Regions from separate parts of the Homo sapiens genome. Here region 2 is linked to region 1. The links are chromatin loops, found by intact Hi-C in ENCODE. Cell type or tissue: heart right ventricle. All regions are shown on one strand.

What was found. A loop is a pair of places that touch in the nucleus more often than their neighbours do. Peaks named below come from ENCODE experiments on the same cell type or tissue, not always from the same donor. Only the 100,000 strongest peaks of a DNase experiment are listed, where the experiment ranks them.
Region 2: it touches region 1 in a loop (14-fold over the local background); 80 of 110 quality-filtered maps call a loop at or near these places.

The regions. Positions count from the first base shown.
Region 1 is chr5:68,961,642-68,964,141 of GRCh38, forward strand. It overlaps LOC107984116 (a long non-coding RNA gene), which reads right to left. Exons shown (of 3, transcript XR_001742709.2): 2 at 228-522. Among named protein-coding and RNA genes, the nearest start is that of LINC02198, 67 kb to the right of the region's middle. In heart right ventricle, a CTCF peak has its summit at 1,427 (motif pointing left); a DNase peak (open chromatin) is centred at 1,420; H3K27ac peaks cover 915 bases.
Region 2 is chr5:68,285,007-68,287,506 of GRCh38, forward strand. All of the region lies in intron 7 of PIK3R1 (phosphoinositide-3-kinase regulatory subunit 1), which reads left to right. Among named protein-coding and RNA genes, the nearest start is that of PIK3R1, 71 kb to the left of the region's middle. In heart right ventricle, a CTCF peak has its summit at 1,492 (motif pointing right); no DNase peak of the experiment used is centred here; H3K27ac peaks cover 2,500 bases.

The DNA of each region.
Region 1 (2,500 bases):
ACTCCCTCTAGCTGGAGAACCTCTGGGCAATCGCCCAGTGTGCAGGTGCTCTGTGCACCTGCCCTAATGACTCAGGTCTGGGAATGGACCATTTTCCAAGAGGCAGGCTCTACATTCAGTTTCTCAAAACCCTTGTGTCTTCCATTTCCTTGAAGTTTGTTCAATATTAGCCTAGGTGTGCCCTGAATAAAAGAAAATAGAAATTCATGGCATCATTTTGTCTTTACCTGAAAAAGAAAAACGATTTGAGTTGGTTTTCAAACAGGGCCAGAGGTCAGAAGTCGAAGGGCAACTTCCTTGCTGGGGCTGAGTCAGTGACTTCAACCTTCTCAGACCAGGGTTCAGCTGTGCACACCCTGCTTCCTGCAGGGAAGGAGTTGTTCTGGTAGAAAACAGTTTGGATTCTACAGGCCAGTGGTGCAATTCCAGCTCAGGAAATTGCTAGCTCCGAAGCAGTTGTTCCTCCGTGTCTGACTTTGGGCGATGTATTTCACATTCTTCAGCCTGGTTTCCTGAACTGCACTGTTTGGGATGGAAAGGGCAGGAATATCAACCCAATGAGAATGGAGAGAAGTAGGACTCAGTGGCCTAACCTCACTAGACTACCTCAGGAAATGCTAAATTAATGTCAGCACTGCCGGCTGGGCATGGTGCCTCACAGCTGTAATCTCAACACTCTGGGAGGCTGAGGCAGGTGGATCGCTTGAGCCCAGGAGTTCAAGACTAACCTGGGCAACATACTGAAATCCCGCCTCTGCAGAAAATACAAAAATAGCCAGGCATAGTGGCATGTGCCTGTAGTCCCAGCTTCTCAGGAGGCTGGGGTGGGAGGATTGTTTGAGGTAGAGGTTGCAGTAAGCTGAGATGGCGCCCCTGCACTCCAGCCTGGGTGACAGAGTGAGACTCTGTCCTTAAAAAAAAAAGTGTTGGGGTAGGGGGGTGGTCAGTGCTTTTCCTCTTCCCCTTGAAAGTAATGAGACAGATTTTCACCTGACTTTTTGGGAACACTAACCTGAAAGAGCAGTCACCAGGGGTCATATAAACAGGGTTTACGGCCCGATCATCTCACAAGCATATCCCAGAAAACTGGGATATATGTGTGTGGTTTCTAATCTTGAAACACAGGACAAGGCCAGGATGCCTCATACACTGAAGAAGGGAAAAACTATAATCCCTGGTTCTGGATCAAGTCACAGGCTTTCTCCTCAGACCTCTGGGGAATGCTGGACTCTCTTCCTCTCCACAACACCCCACACATAAACACACTCAAAACACAGACAAATTCAGTATTCAGCTAATCCCTAAATATTCAAGGGAGCGACACACCAATCCACTGCAGAGAAGAGAAACACCACACTCGGTGCCCGGCTGTGAAGTTTAAAACCTTTCCCGGAGACATTTGTATTTTTCCCAAAAGGAGAGAGCCCTCTGCTGGTGAATGGACACCGTGCTGGGGAAGGGTGACCGGACTGTCCACGTTAAGTCACCCTTACCGGCTGTTTGCTCCTTTTCAGGCAGCAAATGTGTAAGTTATTACCAACTGGCTAAGTTTTCATCCGTGGCAGGAACAAATTCCAGTATTATTTAATGAATGTTGATGGTACAAAGCCCAAATCCCATAAAACCCTCTTGGCTGGACTGATTACAGTTTACTACAGCAAAAAGCGGGGAAAAAGAGAGGATACAAGAACTTTTTTCGGCTCTTCCATAGTTCATGGATAATCTCCTCGAAATGTTTCATGCAGACGGCTCTGCCCAGTATTTGGGCTGTAAAAACATCGTGTCAGACAGTTTGGAAGACGTTGTAAACAACCTAAATGTCCGTCAAAAGAAAATGAGTAGGTGAGTTATGGTGGATCCAAACAACGGAATACTATGCAGCTTTAAAAAAAATAGTGAGGAAGTTCATTCGGTAAGAATATAGAAAGATCGCCACATCGTTATGTTTGTGAAGGAAAAGCATAGAAACAATATGCATAATACACTGTCATTTGTGTAAGAAGGAGGAGATATGTTTGTGTTTGCTTCTACATGCATGAAGTATTTCTTACTTTTTTTTTTTTTTAACAGAGTCTTGCTCTGTCACCTGGGCTGAAGTGCAGTGGGGCCATCTTGGCTCTCTGCAAGCTCCACCTCCCGGGTTCACGCCATTCTCCTGCCTCAGCCTCCCAAGTAGCTGGGACTACAGGCACCTGCCACCACACCCGGCTAAATTTTTTTTTGTATTTTTAGTAGAGACGGGGTTTCACCGTGTTAGCCAGGATGGTCTCGATCTACTGACCTTGTGATCCGCCCGCCTCGGCCTCCCAAAGTGCTGGGATTACAGCATGAAGTATTTCTAAAAGTTTGCCCAAAGAATTAATTCCAGTGGTTACATGTTTATAGGGGTGTGAGAACTGCAGGAATGGAGGACACAGGTGAGAAGAAACGTTCCACTTTGTTATATATTTCGACCTTTGATGTGACTATTTTAATCAAACATTAAGTCGTTTTTAAATGA
Region 2 (2,500 bases), 680 kb before region 1:
CATTGTGTTATCTTTACCCAATTAATGCTTAGGCAGGTAAAGTAGATTTCTGTAGGCAAACCAAGGTAAAAATAAGTCTATTTAACACAGGGTGCCTTTGAATGAAACCCATTATAAGTGTATTTACATATTTCAGATTTCATGGATATATTCAGAAATATTAATGTAATATAATTGAAGTCTAATATTGCACCCTCAAGCCCAGAGTGGAAAATAAATGACTCTTTCTACCCCTTGCCCTTCTACACCTGTCAAAGTTAATTTTTAACCACTGGCACATTGCAAAACATTCATCCTGAAGAGCCTGATTCATAAATCTTGTTTTAAATGCTCTGGGCTTGGTTCTCAACCCAGACTAAAGGCAAGCACTAAGGTAGAGGGAAATGACATTCAAAGAGTTTTACTTGTCTCTGATTTAATTTTTATTGGTTTAAAATGTGGTCTGACATTAGAGGGTTGCTTCAAAGGTGAAAAATGAAACTTTGAAAAATTACATGTTTGTAGATGCGTAGAACTAAACGGGCAAGCCACACTAGGTTTTGTCAAACAATAGTTTTATTTGTGTCCTGAGAGACACAGGTATTTTGGTATGTATGTGTTTAGGAGGGGTATATAGTCAGTTTTACTTTTGTTTTCACAGTGCAGATGTCTCTTTGTCTCAAGGGACAAAGATCTGAGGGAGAATTGCAGGGGGGACTACTTTATTCTGCTAAGCAGTGGGGATGCCTTTATCAGAAACCTGGTAGAATGTGTCAGAGTTTATACATACGTAAACCTGGGCTTATTTATATACTTAAATGGATGTTTTCCTTAGCATAATGTCAGTTAAGACCAGTGGATATGGAGCAAATAATTTGAATTACCCTAAAAGGCCCTCTGTTCTAAGTTGTCTTAAGTTAAAATTATGAAGAGAGGTATTCATTTTACCCTTAGATGAAGATTTTGGTTAATTTTTGTTGTCTATTCTTTTTTTCATGGTCTTTGTTCATAAATGATGTCCAGAAAAAGAAGAAGTTTTCTAGGTTGAAAGCTGCTTGTGCAACATTTGCCACTTGATGGTGACTTGTACATATGAAATATAGTATTCAGTTTGTAACTTTTGAACAGTTTAAGGATCAAGAGACATTTTCCTAACTATATCTGCTGAGAAGTGAAACAATGGGCTGTATTTGCCTCTGAAATGAGTTTTACGAAACTTTGAGGAAAGGGAGAATGATACATATTGTTTTAAAGAATCCAGAAGGTAAAGTTAGTTTTCCAGTGTGTCTAGGCCTTTGAGGTCCCAGAGAAATGCTGACATTAAAATAAAAGTTTTCCTACAACACTAGCAGCTTCGTGAAAACTGTACTTTTGATTTACTAATTAGTGAGTCATATAGATCAAGTGACAGTAATACAATTATGTACATTAGTTGGTGTCAAATTTGGACATACGAAATATACAGAAAGTTGATGGTTTTCTCCCAAAGCAGGAATTACTGATTCAGTTCTACCAGCAGAGGGCTCCCTTTTTTAAGCTAATAAAGAACATGTGTCTTGCAGATCACTTTTTAAACACTAAAATTCAACGGGAAAAAGATTCAGCTCACACTTTCCTAATATAATAGGACCTCTTTGGTAGATGATTGTACATATTGTGAGAAATTTGTTTAAGGCAAAGTTTTTCCAATCTATTTCAAGACTTTCTATACGTTGAGAGAGTACTGCTTTCCAGTGGCTTATTTTCTTCTGAAACAGAAAATATACTGGTGGACTTAACAGAGCATTTTAATCTTAGAAGGTTTTGACATGAAACATCATGTGAATCCAGACAGGTATGCTTAGGAGACTGATGTTTCCAATGTTTCTAGCTTTAGAAAGGCTATTTTTAAAAGTAGGGCAAGATTATGCAGCTCAGGATGCAAGGGTATTCTCTGAACTAACCATATGTCCCTATGATCAGATGGCAGATTCACTTATAGACTGTTATTTCCATTGGGAAAGTTTTTCAATATTATATCAGTTGCACTAAAGGAAAGTTTGTAAAATCACTTTCATTGTGGGTTTAACAGCACTTTCCAGATATTTCAAGTAACCCTGAAGCTAGTTGCTGCTGTTGGCCTGTGTGGACTTTATGTGACCACTGGATCACTTTCCCATGCAGAGTATGAGGGTATTATTGAAAGAACCTATGTCTTCAAAGGGAATGAAATGTTTTGTTTTAATTTAAGCAAGCTAAAAATAGAAAACAGAAAAAACCAGAGTTTTGTTAGGGGTGTGAAATTTTTTGCATGTGGCTTAAAAGATTAACTTCAGTTTTGTCCATTTTTTTTTACGTTCTCTAGCAAAGGGAAGTGAGGAGCAGGGACAATGGGTAGAGAAGGGCATTTGAAACCATCAGAAGATTGGGTTCTAGTCTTAGGGCTATAATCTTCTGTAAACCACTTCACCTCCCTGGGTCAGATTTCGTTTTCCCCTCTATGGCATGCAGGAATTGATTGAAGTGAACTCTAAATTACTTT